2 separate regions of the Homo sapiens genome follow, and region 2 is linked to region 1. A link is a loop called in an ENCODE intact Hi-C map of the cell type or tissue named here. Cell type or tissue: CD14-positive monocyte. All regions are shown on one strand. Each heading gives the region's core, and the rest is flanking DNA. Links, peaks and the distances in the headings are about the cores only.

Region 1 (8,338 bases), core at 154-8,153:
ATTACTGCTGCATCACATTGCGAAAGCTCCCCAGCAAGAAAAATTCCAGGCAGAATAAGAGAATCAGAGCTCTTCCATTCGTGGAAATTGTTAGTGGAAAACTTCATTTCCAATATCAAATTTAATATTACTGAGTGGCAGGTTATGATAAGGCCACTTTAACACTTAAAAACGAGCTGTTTCTTAAGTCTCCTCTGTGATGGTTTTATGAATTGTTATTCTGCTCTCTTTAGGTAATCAGATACGAGGAATTGTTTGGCAGCCTAGCCAGAGAGAAAAGCCTTTGCCCAGATTTTAGGCAATCCCTGGTAATTGGTGCAGCCTGCTGTGGCTGGGCCAAGCGCTTGTCCGCATCCCTCAGTATGGCTTTGGGTCTTGTATTTCCCGTGCAGAGGAGAGGTCATTCAAGTCACAGGGGCATGGCACTACTTCAGCAATCTGCTGAATGACACAGGGATTTGGCTTATTTCTATCTTATGTGTGGAGAGGGCAGAGTAGAATTGGGACAGTTTGACCCATGGAATTTCCAACTTAGGCGGCTTAGGGGTTTTAAACATGAGGCAGTAGGGCAGTGTGGGGAAGAGGATGAGCTCTTGGATCAAACCAATCCTGATTTGAGATGTGGCTCTGCATTTATTGGCTGTATCCTCTTGGGCAAGTTACTCTGCCTTTCACTTACAAATTTGTAAAACGGGCATAAAGATGCTAACACAATAGAGCTCTCTCTCTCTCCTACCTCCATATCCCAAACACCGCAAATCTGGGCAGCCCTGCCTTCCAGAGATTTCAGGAAGTTTGCAGCTTCTCCCTACTTCCTGGGCTACCACGTTGGTCCAAGTCACCCTTGTATTTCACTTTGATTATTGCATTAGTCTCTGAAGAGGTCTCCCTTCCCCGCTATACAGTAGCCGGAGTGATTTTATTTTTATTTATTTATTTATTTTTGAGACAGTCTCTCACTCTGTCACCCAAGCTGGAGTGCAGTGGCTCGATCTCGGCTCACCGTGGCCTCAACCTCCTGGGCTCAAGCAATCCTCCCGCCTCAGCCTCCCCAGTAGCTGGGACCACAGGCATGCGCCACCAAGCCCGGCTAATTTTTTTTTGTATTTTTTATAGAGATGGGGTCTCACCATGTTGCCCAGGCTGGTCTCAAACTCCTGAGCTCAAGCAATCAACAGTCTTGGCCTCCCAAAGTGCTGGAAGTACAGGCATGAGCCACCGCCACTGGCCCAGAGTAATTTTTTAAAAAGGTGAGATGGAAAGTCTCCCGTGCCTTCCCAGCTCATTCTGAATAAAGCCAGAGTCCTTACCGTGGCATAGGGGGCCCTCCTTAATCCGGCTCCTTGGTACCTGTCTGGCCTCACCACTAAACATTCTTGATCCAGCCATTTGGACCTCTTTGCTGCTCCTAGAACACAGTAAGAGTGTTCCTGGCTCAGGAAATGGTACTTGCCTGGAGTGTTCTTCCCATATATCCATCCCCAAGGCTGACACCCTCACTCCCTGCTCAAATGTCACCTGATTTGGAAGGCTCTTATTCTCCTGTATGTCTTCTGTCGTTTGAATTTCTCACCTTCCTACACACTATGCATTTCCTGCCTGTCTCCAACATGGAATGCAAGCGCCACGAGAGCAGGGTCTCTGTCAATGTTGTTTATTTATGTATCTTCAGTACCTGGAACGGTGCCCGGCTGATTAATATTTGATAAATGAATGAATCGGATGTGCTTCATTTAGTTGTTTAAAAAATTAAATGAAACCATACTTCTGAAACGCTTGGCACAGTGCCTTACACATGTTAAGAATGCAATAAATGTGAGCTATTATTATTTTTACTACAGAGTTTAGTAATAAGAAATTCACTTAGGAGTGGAAAATGGGAATTTAACTATAGTGAATTGGCAGAGCCAATTAATGGTGAGGAAATCCATCCAGGCTCCTCTGTTCGGGCTTGGGTTATCTTCATGGCTCTTCCCTGCAAGTTATTTCTTCTTTGCTCTTTTAAAGTTAATATACAAGATAGAAACTAATAATAAAAACAAGCTCAAAGGAGAGCCTAAAGCAGTTAGCTCAAAGAGGATGGGTACCCAGGGCTAAGTAAGCATCTTCAAGCAGAAGCTGAAAATACAGGTAGGCATCTTCCCTGATTGTGGTCGAGGCTTGGGTGTCTCCTGGAGGGAGGCATTGACATGGTGGATCCTGTGTCCTGTGTCTGAGAACCATGGGGGGTAACACTCTCTTTTGTATCAGTGTAACAAGCTGTGTAACAAGCCATCCCCAAGCTTAGGGACTTAAAACAACAATGCTTTGTTACTTCTCATACTTCTGTGATCAGGTAGGAGGCTCTGCTTCTCCTGCTGTGAGCTGGAGCCACTTGTTTGTCGATCTGAGAGTTGGCTGGGGGAGGGTCTGTCATGGTCTGGGGTCGAGTGTTGGCTGTCAGTGGGATACCTTGGTTCTCCTCCGTGTGACCTGTCTCCAGGCATTCTGTCATCATTTGGTAAGTAATCTAGCCTAAGCTTTTTACTTGGTGGCTGGTTTCTCAGAGAGAAAAGAGAACTAGCAAGGCCTCTTACCTAGACCTGTAAGTCACACGATGAGACTCTACTGTGTTCTACTGGTCAAAGCGAGATGCAAGTGGAGGGGAACGAGTCTGTCTCTCGCATGGCATGCTCGCTCACATGTGCACGACGTTGAGAGGATGATTGGTGGTCATCTTTGCAGGTGATCTTCCACACTCTTGAACTTGTACCAAATGATGGCTCTTGTCTTGAGCTCTCCATGAGTCTTTACTGCCTATGAGAGAGCTGGACCTCATGGCCCTCAGGTTGCAAGGCTAACAGCCTCAGTATCCAGATGTACAAAAGACCCTGACATGTGTGAGGGGCACAATTCTCTCTGCCTAAAAAAGGAAATTGTTAATTATTTGATTAGAAATTAGTCACTTGGGAGGTGTATGTTCTGTGGTCTTTTTTTTTTTTTAATTTTGAGACAGTGTCTCACTCTATTGCCCAGGCCAGTGTGCAATGGTGCGATCATGGCTCACTGCAGCCTTGAACTCCCAGGCTCAAGTGATCCTTCCACCTCAGCCTCCCAAAGTGCTGGGATTACAGGTATGAGCCACAATGCTCTGCTTCAATATTCTTTTTATTTTAGATGTCCTAAGCATTTATTGAACCCCCACCACACATCAGACCCTGGCTAGGCTTTTGAAAACATATTCCTATCACTTAATTCTCACAGTAACCCCAACAGGGTTTTTTGTTTGTTTGTTTTGTTTTGTTTTAGATAGAGTCTTACTCTGTCACCCAGGCTGGGGTGCAGTGATGTGATCTTGGCTCACTGCAACCTCTGCCTCCTGGGTTCAAATGAGTCTCCTGCCTCAGCCTCTCGAGTAGCTGGGATTACAGGCACACACCACCACACCTGGCTAATTTTTGTATTTTTAGTAGAGACAGGGTTTCACTATGTTGGTCAGGCTGCTTTCAAACTCCTGACCTCAAGTGATCTGCCCGCCTCAGCCTTCCAAAGTGCTGGGATTAGAGGCGTGAGTCACTGTGCCCAGCTCCCAGTGGGGTTTTGATGATTAAAATGGAAATTACCCCACGTTTTGAACACAAGATGTCATTTACTCAGGGTCACATGGCTGACAAAGGGCAGAGATGAGTGTCAACTTGGGCTTCTCTTACTCCACGTTGCCTGCAGGTTCCATGGCACTGCTCAGCCTCCTGTTCATCTGAATGGAGAAACTCACAAAAGAAGAATAGAGATGGGGAATGACAAAAGTACAATTTTAACCTGTTCTGTTAAAAAGAGCCGTGGATTCATTTCATTTACAAAGACGGGAATTGGCACATACATGGTCTTTTGGAGCAGAGCAGCATACACAGATATTGGCAGGATTTTGGTTTGAAGTTTCTAGAAGTTATGAACTGAATGATAAGTTTTGACTCTTGGATAGGTGTGACAGGTAAGAGTAGGCTTAGCTATGCATAATGGAAAGCTCTAGATAACCCCGGGTGTGGTGGCTCATGCCTGTAATCTCAGTCCTCTGGGAGGCCGAGGTGGGCAGATCACTTGAGGTCAGGAGTTCCAGACCAGCCTGGCCAACATGGCAAAACCCCATCTCTACTAAAATTATGAAAATTAGCCGGGTGTGGTGGCGGGCACCTGTAATCCCAGCTACTCAGGAGGCTGAGGCTGGAGAACTGCTTGAACCCAGGAGGCCGAGGTTGCAGTTAGCCGAGATCACGCCATTGCACTCTAGCCTGGGCGATAAGAGCAAAACTCCATCTCAAAAAAAAAAAAAAAAAAAAAAAAGGCAAAGCCCGCCTAATGTCATCTCAGATAAACCACAGCGTAAGTCGTTTGCTTCAGGCCAAGTGTGAAACACTGCTACGAGCTGTGACACTTTACCCCAATCCCTGCCAACAAGTAGCAGGAAACAAATGGGTCTATTTAGTATGAAATTCGTACACCTAAATCGATGAGATAAAAACCATAATGTATGACAATAGACACTATAATTACCAATGTTTGCAAAGTAAGCAATAATTGAACAGAATTGTATCACATTGTGCTTGTTGCTGTGATGGTCAAGACAAAAGGATGCATAGATTAAGTAGATATGTACTAAATGAGTTTGTGTATGTTTGGCTGAACGAGTTTTTATACGTTTGGCTTCCATATGTATACCATAAACTGATGGGATATGCAAGAGTATGAGACACCTTCTCTGTTTTCTGTGCATTAATAATTCAAGTGGGGAAAAGATGAGAGTTTAGCTAGACTTTGGAACGGGAGTAGGATTTGAGTAGAGAGGAGGGAAGTAGAAGGGACGTGGCCCAGGTAGAGCCTTGGAGTTGACAAAAACATTCACATCTGTGGTCCAGGCTGGAGACAAGCAGCCTGGCTGGAGTAGAAGGGAAAAGTGGGAGGTAGAGCTGGCTGGCAGGGTCATGTGCAATGATAATGGCCTTAAAGGCCGGGATAATGAACTTTGTTCTATCAGCAGTGAGGATCAATGGGATATCTCAGAGCAGGAGAATGAAGAGAAAAATACAAAGCTGAGGATTAATATGAGCCTTGGAGATGGATCATTCTGCTCCTGCTTTTAGAAGAGGAGCAGTAAAGGAGGCAGAAGGGAAATACCCAGGTAGGAATAAACCCATGAGGGCAATGCCATAGAAATAAAATTGGTGACATTCGAGGGGTGGAGGTGCTGATGGGTGTTACCAAATTGTGAAATGAAAAGTGAGAAAAGATTATTACTGGATGGGGCCAAAGATTACTGCTGACAATTGAGAGCTTGCAGCTCCAGGAATGCGAGGAGGTGTGGGCCGGATTGCCTGAGGGTAAGGAAGGCAAGAGTGTGAGGAAAGGGATGGGTAGAGATGACTTGAGCCAAAGGTTGTCTGAGAAGGAAGGAGGGAAGCAGCTCAGAGGGCCTTCCCCCCATGCCCATGCCTGAAATGAAGAGAACAGAAGGGCCACGGCTCTAGCAAGGGCTGGGATACAGATGCAGAGAAGGAATGGTCATGGAAGGGAAGTCCCTTGGGATCTAATGCCTAAGAGGAGGGCTGGCTGTCCTGAGAGATGAGAAAGTCTTCTGTGCTTCTGGGGAGGAACCATGACAAGATGGGCATGGTCAGCAGAGGGAGAAGCTCAGACTGGAGCTGGAGGCAAGTGTCAGGTTTGGAGAAAGCACTGGAGCTCCCAGGGCAGGGTGCTGGGGGTGGGCAGGGGTCAAGCGACCAGAGTACAGCAGAGAGCTTTCTGCTGAACACGTGTCTTGGATTGGGAGCAGAGCTGTGTGCCTGACTGTTTCTTCACCAGGGCCCTTTCACCTCGGTAGGAGTGGAGAGATAAGTGTGAACTTGGCCTAGATTGGTGACTGGCACATCAGACTTGGCAAGGCCCCAAGGAGACAAAGGAATCCCTGGGCAATGTGCCTCTGGGAGGGCAAGGGCCGAGTGGGAGGTTCCCGTCCCATTTCTTTGTAGAAAGGGTCCCAGAATGCATATTTAGTCATCATATTGTAAACGTTTCCAGGTGACCGTTTTATTTCACAACAGCAGATGGTGAAAATAGGGTTGGTTCTCTTTGGCCGCTTTGATTATATGGCACATGTTAAGTACGGTTGTGCGTTGCTTAACAACAGGGATGCATTCAGAGAATTGTGTTGTTTGGTGATCTTGTCAATGTGCAAACATCATAGAGTCTACTTACATAGACCTAGACAGTATAGCCCACTATACCGAGGTAGATGATATAACCTACTATACCTAGGCTAGATGGTATAGACTATTGCTTCTAGGCTACAGACAATAGAAGGTGGAATTGCCAGGTAAGTACACCTGTAGACACCTGTGCTCACCTCCTGCCCCTTTCCTCCTGCATTGTGAGAACATCACAGAGTGAACTTACACAAACCTAGATGGCATAGCCTACTATACCCAGGCTAGATGGTACCTATCACTCTAGGCTACAAACCTTACAGCAGGTTACTATACTGAATGCTGTAGGCATCTGGAACACAGTGGCAAGTACTTGTTTATCTAAATATAGAAAAGGTGAAAATATGATATTAGAATCCTATGGGACCACTTTCATTTATGCAGTCCCTCATTGACTGAAAGGCCCCTGTGCAGCGTGACTGGTACTAAAGCGACTACGTGGGGATGGGGGGTGGCCATAAATAGCTTGCTGCAGCCCCGCGGCTGATGGTCGCGGTGCACCTCATGGTCTGCTCGTTTGGACTGCAGCATCTCTTCTTGTTCTTTCTTCCATCCCATTTGAGACCTTGACCCACAGGACCTCCTGGGCGTTTTTATATCATCAAAGTGGCTTTGGCTCCAGGCAAAAGCAAGCCCCTAGATGCAGGAGGTGCCTTTTAAAGGCCATGTGACTATCAGTGCTTGTACGTCCTGGGCAACTGCGAGGGGGTACGCGGGCAGTCTCATGGCAGCCAAGTGAAATCCTCCAGACGCTCTGGCTTCCGGCTGACTTTGAGATAAAATAAATAATAGAGACGGAGGGGAGAAAACTGCAGAGGGTGGAACCTCCAGGTAAGTATACCTGGAGACACCTGTGCTCACCTCCTGCCCCTTTCCTCCCACTCCATCTGTCCTCTTACCAGGAGAGGCATAAACAGAACACATTTGTTTCTCAAACCTTATGACATAGTTACTTTGTCACACCGGGCACATTTGCTGAGGGCAGGTGGGTCAGAGTTCACGGTTGCCTGATGGAGGCCCTCTGTTCTGTTCTGGATGTGAAGCGTCTGTGCCAAGACTGAGCAAAAGTCCTCCTGACTTCCCTGCCTGAGAGCAGTCTGACCTCATCTCCCCTTCCCTGGGTTGACCTCTTAAGAGCAGGAGCTTCACTTGTTTGTGTTTTCACAGGATACACTGATTACTAAATGAGGCGGAGAGTGCCGAGTGAGGAGACCATTAATCTCCAAAGCAAGCCTCAAACTGCAGCCAGGAGCTCTTGGGAGCAAAGGGTACCTGTGCTTCACTGGAGACTTGATTCCTGAGATCTGGGGTTACCCGAAAGCTGAGTGTCATCTTCCTTCAGAGCACAGAACTCTCTGGCTTATACGTGGCATTCAGTCCACATTGTCTCCAGGAATCCAGCCTTGGTTTATTCTGTGCAGCTAGAAGGTGGGGTGTTAGAAACACAAGCTGTTAGGTTTGGAAAAATACGATCTTTCTTTCTTAACCCCTGTGTGAGATCCTCTTGAGAATTCCAGGTGGGTCCCACAAGGGATGACCTTGAATACTCATAAAATACTGCTTTTATGAGATTTCCCTGGAACCCACAGGTTGAGATGAACAGTGCCATGAACGATAAGATGGAAGGTTAGGAGTTAGTGTTACCCAAGGCTCGGCCTCCATCTGCTGGGTGACCTTGAACAAATCCCCTTACTCACTGGCTCTGGAGTTGGAATGTGGGCTGATAGCGCAGTCTGGCTGGTGGAGAGCACAGAGGTGTGGTGAGGCTGGTGGAGGTCCCTTCTGTAAAGGGCTGTGAACTCCTTGCACAGAAAAGCAATAAGCAATGCTCAATTATCAGTGAACATTGAACATCATAAACAATGTTCAATTATCAATGTTCAATTATGGCGTAATTGTTCCTTTAGGTTCTGCCAGAGCCCAAAGACCTCTTATGAGTTCCCGTCTCAGAGTATAAAGCATTGCACAAGAATTCCAGCTCCCCCCACCCCCAGGCTCTCTGTGAGTCGCTCCCAGTATCGCACAAGCTCTGGTTTTTGTGTCGGTGGATGTTTAATTGGATTTATCTTGGTCTGGGTTAGGCCGGATGAAGTCAACTAGCC
Region 2 (8,338 bases), core at 320-8,319, 46 kb after region 1:
AAGAGGAGAAAGAAATGGACACAACTTGGAACATGTTATGATAGGAGTCCCTGTTCTGTTATAGCACACTTGTCTTGGTATCACAATATACCTACATATGTGTGTACCTGTACAGAATTGCATATTGTCAGAGACTGTAGTGCAAACATATATCCTCTTGGGAATCCAGCATATGAGCTTCCCAATACACACCCTACACAAAAATCTCCCAAGGAAAGCAAATAATTTCAAGTTTTAGGAAAGAGCAGCGATTTGTTATGATAATAGCGTTCAACAAGTATAGCATTCTAGATTCAAAGGAAATGCCTTGTGGAAAAAAAAAAAGTGCTAAAATGGCTTGATTGGGGTTTTAATGAGAGTTTGTTTCTCCTCTACTCCACCCTTCATTCTCTCCCACCCCCAGTTATTTTCTCCAGCAAGCCAGTCAAGAGCCCTGTGCTGGGAACACTGAGAGAATGTTAACAATTCAACTCTACCAATTAATTGCCGCAACTTTCTCCATCCTGCTCAGCAGGGTCTCTCTTGCAGGCTGCTGAAAACCTAACAATGCACTTTACCGTTGTGAATGCGTAATGATGTGTTCATCAGGGGGCTTAAAAACCCTTGGGGCTACAATATCCACTTCTCGGCACCCATTATAGAGGCTAGAGTATGTCTTACGTGACAGTAAAATGTGAAGCAGGAATGCCGTCTTTAAAGAGAAAAGGCAACACCCAGGAGATACAGGAATCGCACAGTCATGCTGACTTAAAATACACATGTAAACACTCACTGTGCCCCTGGTGTCCTGTCCATAAATAAAATGGCTTGCTCAAGAAACCAGGTTTGAAGTGGAGGTTTGCCGTCACTCCCCAGATCTGTATGGAAGTGTCAGAAGTGGAGTCAGCTAGTTAGTTCACCCCAATAGGTACTGAGAGCTATTAAGTCTGTACCACTGTGTCGGGAGAGACCAGGAGGAATCGAGCAGGTATGAGTCTTTCTTTTTTTCTTTTTTTTTTTTTTTTTTAGACGGAATTTTGCCCTTGTTGCCCAGGCTGGAGTGCAGTGGCACGATCTCGGCTCACCGCAACCTCCGCCTCCAGGTTCAAGTGATTCCCCTGCCTCAGCCTTCTGAGTAGCTGGGATTACAGGCATGCACCGCCATGCCCGGCTAATTTTGTATTTTTAGTAGAGATGGGGTTTCTCCATGTTGGTCAGGCTGGTCTCGAACTCCCGACCTCAGGTGATCCACCTGCCTCGGCCTCCCAAAGTGCTGGGATTACAGGCGTGAGCCGCTGCGCCTGGCCCAGGTACGGGTCTTTCATATGGAGCTTCTAGTCAGTTATTGGTGACAAAGTGCAGAGGTAAAGGGTGAACAGATTTAGGGGAAGACAGAAGCCTGAGGATAATTAAGTACCAAATTAGTATCACTAATAGTGAGTGCTGCTTTTAGTCGCAGTTCAGTATAAAGGAGGAAGGAAAGAGGAGAGAATTGGATTTTCTTGTCTGTTTTTGCCTAATTGGGTATGATGGATGTGTTTGCCCAGGAACACCACACAGAGATTTAGGGAAGAAAGTGATAAATTCTGTTGTGAAAACAGGGACATAGAAAGGGCCCTGAAGGAGTTGGTTTTTAAAATCCAGCTGAATGTCACTGTAAATTTTACAGTTTGATGTTGTGTTTCTAACAGTGGTTCTCAATCAGGAATGGTTTTGAATATTGCAGGTTAGGTGGGAATCACTGATTGAAGGAAGGGGAAAGGCAGGGAGAAAAGTTCCAATAGAAGGCACAGGACACAAAATAGTTACAAATGAATGGGGGAGTAATGTCTTCTGCAAGTGAAATGTTCTCCAGGTTTAGAGTGATCTCATTTTACAGGCAAATGCCTGGGAATTTGATAAGACTGTCAACAATCCACTTCCCCTACAACTAAACCTCATTTTGATAACTCGGACTGTGCAGTGGTTTGTACTCCCACCACCAGCTCTCTAAACCCAACGAAATGTATCTACAGGACAGGTAGTCTTTTTTTAGGTTGATCTTGGACTGGCACGGAGAAAGAAAGGTTTGGATCACTGCTGTGGTTTGAATGTCCCTGTCAAAACTCTTGTTGAAATTTAGTTGTCAATGTAACATTATTGGGAGGTGAGGTCTCTAAGAGGTGATTCGCTCATGAGGGCTCTGTCTTCATCAGTGGGTTGGTGCAGGTATCATAAGACTGGGTTAGTTATTGTGGGAGTGGCTCCCGAGAAAAGGATGAGCTTGGCCTGATTTCCTCTCTCCCATCTCATATGCTTGTTCATCATGTGATGCTTTTCACAATAGAATGATCCCTACCAGATGTCAGCACCATGCTCTTGGACTTACCAGTCTTAAGAACTCTGAGAAATAAATCTATTTTCTTTGTAAATTATGCAGTTTGTGGTATATTTTTATAGCAGCAGAAAATGGACTAAGACAATCACAAGTTTCAATTGTGATCCAAGGGTCAGGAAAGGGATTCTGGTAGGATAAACTGTCCTTGCTTCTTCACACTCACCCTATCTATTCAAAGACTCTGGCATCTATACAAAACAAACCAGAAAAAAACTTAATGAGAGCTGGAGATGGCAGAAAGAGAGTCACTTATAGCTAGTGTGATGACTGTCACAGGTTGTATCAGGCCCAGGAAAGAGTAAACAGCTCCGTCATACTATCATGCCACAGCTCATGAAGGGGGATGGTCAAAGTCACAGAGACTCTAGGGATATTCTTTCTTCACATGAGATTACATTGTGGTGTTTCCAAGGGAAATTAATGCTTGACTTGGCAAGGTGTTCTTTGCAATTTCCAAATAAACCAGTTGGGAGTTAGCCAGAGTGCTCTTAGAGTAAATTAAGATATTAAATTGGAATTGGGCACCCAATGTTGTTTTCATTTACAGAACTGGAGCTCATCCCTACTCTGCTCATGCCTCAAACCTCCACTCAGTCCCACCAAAGTTGAGGCATTTGTAAGAAGCAAGTGGGAATCCAAGGTGCAGAACTCCTTTCCTGGTTAAGAGGGGTGGAATTTGCAGAGGGAAGGAGAGGGTACTCCATGCACTGAGACTTAGTAAAAAGGACTATGGAATAAAAGGGGGGAAATCGAAGTGAGAGTGAGAAATATGAATGAAGGAGTTGGTTTTTAAAATCCAGCTGAATGTCACTGTAAATTTTACAGTTTGATGTTATGTTTCTAACCTAACGGTTCTCAATCAGGAATGGTTTTATGTTGTTGTTTTGTTTTGTTTTTGTGTTTGTTTTTGAGACGGAGTCTCACTCTTGTTGCCCAGGCTGGAGTGCAATGGCGTGATCTTGCTCATTGCAACTTCTGCCTCCCAGGTTCAAGCGATTCTCCTGCCTCAGCCTCCCGAGTAGCTGGGATTACAGGCATGCACCACCATGCCTGGCTAATTTTTTGTATTTTTAGTAGAGATGGGGGTTTCTCCATGTTGGTCAGGCTGGTTTCGAACTCACGACCTCAGGTGATCCGCCTGTCTCGGCCTCCGAAAGTGCTGGGATTACAGCCGTGAGTCACCGCGCCCGGCCAGGAATGGTTTTAAACATTGAAGGTTAGGTGGGGATCACTGACTGAAGGAAGGGGAAAGGCAGGGAGAAAAGTCAACTTTTCTTCTCCTGGCAGAGCTCAGCTCAGGAAGACCTTCTTCTCTTGTTAGCGGGAAGGAATAATTAACTTAGACAAAATGAAAATTTCAGTTCCTGCTCTGCCATACTGCTCTTTTTACAATAAAATTATCCAGAATATATAATAAAAAATAACTTCCCTAATAGTAACAAAAACTATATAATATTTAGGAATTTCTTTGATCAAGATTATATCGGACTTCTCTGGAAAAATATTTTAAAACTTTTATAGGAGGCATAGAACATGATATCAATAAATATTGTGTCCTTGGATGAATAATTCAATGTTATAAAGATTGCAGCTCTTCCCAAATTAGTTTATCATCTCAATGCACTCTCAAATCAAAATTCTAGTTGGATTTTTTTTCCCCAAGAACTACAGAAATTTTGGAAGGAATAAAGATTGACAAATAGGTAAGTCAATTTTCTGTTTGTTTGTTTTGAAACGGAGTTTCGCTTTTGTTGCCCAGGCTGGAATGCAATGGCGTGATCTTGGCTCACCGCAACCTCCGCCTCCCGGGTTCAAGCGATTCTCTTGCCTAAACCTCTTGAGTAGCTGGGATTACAGGCATGCGCCACCACGCCTGGCTAATTTTTGTGTTTTTAGTAGAGACGGGGTTTCTCCATGTTGGTCAAGGCAGGTCTCGAACTCCCGACCTCAGGTGATCCGCCCGCCTCGGCCTCCCAAAGTGCTGGGATTACAGGCGTGAGCCACTGCGCCCGGTTGGTAAGTCAATTTTAAAAAGAAAACAAAAATAAAAGGGGAATTTATCGAGATATTAAAACTTGCAACAAAGCCATAGTAATACAAATCATATGCATTAACATATATATAGACCAATGGAACACGATAGGAAGCTCAAAGACAGACCCAAGCATATTAGAAACAATGATGAGACACCACACATTACTGGGAAATTGCTTGAATGACTGCCAGAAAAGCTCTGCACAGAAAAGGTAAAAATGAGATCCCCACCTTACACAGCATGCAAAAGTAGACTCTACCTCCAGATAGATCAAAAGCTTACTCTAGAGAACAGGTCTGCTGATGGTAAGAACTAAAGCTATAAAGTTAATAAAAGAAAATATTAGGAGAATGTCTTCAGCAGAAAGGTAAGAAAGGACTTCTTAAATAAAATTCCAGAAGTACAAACCAGAAGGCAAAAAAATTGATAAATTTGTTTACATCATAATTAAGAATTTTATTTCATGGAAGGATATTATAGACAAAATTCATAGAGAAATGTCAGAGTGGAAGAAGATTATTTGCAATGTTTAAATCTGACAAAGGGTTAGTAAGTAGAATATTCAAAGAAAGCCTGAAAAGTAGCTCTAATAGAAAAATGAACAAAAGGTATGAACAGGCATTTTAGAAAAAAGAGAATCCAAAAGACAATAAATATAAAGGAATGCTTATATATAGGAATAACCAGAGAAATGCAAATTAGAATTCACTTTATACCAATTTAGACAGGAAACAATTAGAAAGCGGGGTAGTGTCAATTGACGGTGGAGAAAGGGGTTTGTCTTATCTAGGGCTCCTCATGCACTGTGGGTAAGAGTCTAGTACTGACATGTAGCCATTTTCATGAGTAATCTGGTACTACTCAGGTAAATTAAATACCTGCATAAACTGTGACCCCGCTATTTCATAACTAGATGCATATCCCAAAGAGTTTTCACGCTGGTCTGTAGGGAGAAACATATAAGGATGTTCATATTAATATGTTGATATATTATTATGTTGATGGAGAGTTGCAGTACCAGGAGAGTTCCTAAGTGAAACATGGTAGATATACATCATCTATGGAAATACTCTGCAGTAACAAGAAGCAATGGGTTCAATATACAATAGCAATGTGGATTTTCTTAAAAAACATAATGCTGATTAAAAAACAGAAAAAATGTGCAACATAAATCATTTCCACAAACTAAAAATACACATACACCAAAGAGCAATAAACATTACGTAAGAAAACATACAAAAAGATGGACGTTAAATACATTAGAATAATTACTTGTGGGGGGGGCAGTTAATGAGGATTATAAATGGGAACAAAGGGGATAGATAAAACAAATAGACAAGAAAAGGGCCCCCATAAGGACCAAAGACGATATTGTGGCAAGAACTATCAAGTGTAATTATATCCACCAATGCTCTCCATGTCTAAGGTTAAAGAATGTTAAAGAATGGTGTAACTAACTGGCCAGTAAGTCATCTTCGGAGGCAAAGAGATGGGTCTGGGATAAGGGAAGCAGGTAGGCACCAGCCTCTCCACGGATTAGTGGGTGGATTTACCATGGGTTAGGACAGTAGCAGAGGATAACTCACTCCAGGCACAAAAGGCAGGCAGAGTGAATTCCCTGAGTGCTCTCCATGTTTAACTGGGGCGTGTCTTTGAGGCAGAAACAAGGGACCTTGCATAGTTTGCATAGCATGGTTTAAAAAATTAGAATGGGGAAGAGGGCAGGAAGTATGAACTCCTGAAGGTCTTGAGCGGAAGCAGAAGGTGGAGGAGACTGGACAGGGGAAGCTACTGGAGGACTCCGCGATGCGGGGTGTACACTGCATCGTGAGACCACCCACGGGGGAAGCACACCCTGGAAAGGAGGGAATGAGACTCCCAAGAGCCACAGACTCGGGAAGGGCAGGACGAGATGCTATAGGTGTAGAGCCAGCAGGGCGCAGTCTGTGCCCTTGAATTTTTTTTTTTTTTTTTTTTGAGACAGAGTTTCATTCTGTTGCCCAGGCTGGAGTGCAATGGCGCGATCTCAGCTCACCGCAACCTCCGCCTCCCGGGTTCAAGCGATTCTCCTGCCTCAGCCTCCCAAGTAGCTGGGATTACAGGCGTGTAGCTACCACGCCCGGCTAATTTTGTATTTGTAGTAGGGACGGGGTTTCTGCATGTTGATCAGGCTGATCTCAAACTCCGGACCTCAGGTGATCCGCCCGCCTCGGCCTCCCAAAGTGCTGGGATTACATGCGTGAACCACCGCGCCCGGCCGAATTCTTTGCCCTGTTTTCACCTTTCTTGTTACACAACACAACAGCAATTCTTAGTGGTTCTGACCTGAGAAATGCCATCTCTGAATGTCCTGTCTGGACACTCTTAAAGCCTGTGTGGACAGCAGGACATAGCCCATGGGGCCCCGTGTCCCTTGGGTTCTGTCTGGAAGAATGCAGCAAATGTTCCTGCCTATGTGAAATTACACCTTCTCTTTGGTCTCCTCCTGAGTACATTCAGGAAACATCTGATGATCCAATCTACTGTTTTTGTTTTTTTTTTGTTTTTTTCTTTTTTATCTTTCCCCCAGGCTCCCCATCTCTTCAGAAAGCCTGCTCCTTTCTTTCCTTGGAGGGCCGCTGGACTGGGCTACACCCACCCCCATTCCTTAGTACTTAACTCTCCTCCGGAATTCTCCTCTCTTTTCTGAACCTCCTCCTTTACACAACTCCCCCAGCTTTTTTTTTTTTTTTTTTTTTTTTTTATAAATACACTTAGGTTCCACTGCAGCATGTGGGGGAGATGAGAACTGTTGGTTTAATTACAACAGCATCCTCCATGATGCTTTCATGATGTTTAATTACAGTAACGTTCTTCATAATGCTTTTGACCTTGGCAAAGCTTGGGAAAACCAAACCTTCTCACCCTTGCATAGTTCACAGCTGAAATCTCCAGGTGGAGTGGAAATGGGGTATTTAGGGACAGGCAGAGGTGAAGTTTGTGTGGAAATTGCACCTCTGTTTGGCCCCTGTCCTGTCTGCCCTCCTGACCCTTACCACATTAACTTCAGCAAAATATAACTGCGTTGCCGAGTGCAAGAGTTTTGGGTGTCTGGGTGTACCCAGACTTTGTGTATTTTTTGTGTCTTCATGTTTCAAAAACATTTCAATAACAAAGAGGCTTGTTGTTGCTAGGAGATTTCTAAAATATATCATTGATGGAGACAAGCTCCACCAATGCCCTCTTACTTTTGCTGATGTGAGTCAGGATGACCTTTTCACCTCCTTCCGGAGGATATTTATAAAAACCAGACACAGCGCGCATGTTGGAGAGAGAATGTTGGACAAGGCCAATCACAGTTGGAAAGAAGCAGACAGAACACCTCTCCCTGGAATGATGTTGGTGCAAACCATCCTGGAGCCGTCAGATTTTTCTAGTTGGTCTTTGAAAGAGAGGATGTCCCATGCCCGGTGTGTGCAGAAACATAGGTTTGGTTTCTGTATCTTCTCCCTGACTTCCAGAAGTCAGAAGCTTAGTCCCATGATCTGTAGAAGGAAGGAAGGAAGGAAAGAAGTGAAGATCACTTGGGCCTGGCTAAGGTGGGATTATTTTTAGCAGCGGGAGGAAGGTGACCTGAGGGACAAGCTTGCTCGCCTTGAGGGGAAGGATGGAGTTAAATAGGGGTTTACCCTGTGTCTCAGTCAGTGCAGGCTGCCCTAACAAAGTACCACAGATGGGGTGGTTTAAACCACAGAAATTTATCTCTCCCAGTTTTGGAGACTGGAAGTCTGAGATCAAGGTGCCAGCATGGTGGGGTTCTGGTGGGGGCTCTCTTCCTGGTTTGTAGACAGCTGCCTTCTCACTGTGTGTTCACATGGCCTTTTGTTGGTGTGTGCTCGTGGAAAGAGGGGGAGATTTCTGCCTTCCTTTTCTTATAAGGGTACTGTCCTAGTCTGTTTTGGCTGCTG

Evidence for each region. A loop is a pair of places that touch in the nucleus more often than their neighbours do. Peaks named below come from ENCODE experiments on the same cell type or tissue, not always from the same donor. Only the 100,000 strongest peaks of a DNase experiment are listed, where the experiment ranks them.
Region 2: it touches region 1 in a loop (1.9-fold over the local background); 2 of 110 quality-filtered maps call a loop at or near these places.

What each region holds. Positions count from the first base shown.
Region 1 is chr6:14,816,255-14,824,592 of GRCh38, reverse strand. No RefSeq gene overlaps it. Among named protein-coding and RNA genes, the nearest start is that of JARID2-DT, 420 kb to the left of the region's middle. RefSeq lists enhancers at 1-72, 860-1,647, 2,018-2,519, 3,667-3,746 and a silencer at 5,261-5,555. In CD14-positive monocyte, for the core only: no CTCF peak of the experiment used is centred there; a DNase peak (open chromatin) is centred at 3,632.
Region 2 is chr6:14,770,060-14,778,397 of GRCh38, reverse strand. No RefSeq gene overlaps it. Among named protein-coding and RNA genes, the nearest start is that of JARID2-DT, 470 kb to the left of the region's middle. In CD14-positive monocyte, for the core only: no CTCF peak of the experiment used is centred there; no DNase peak of the experiment used is centred there.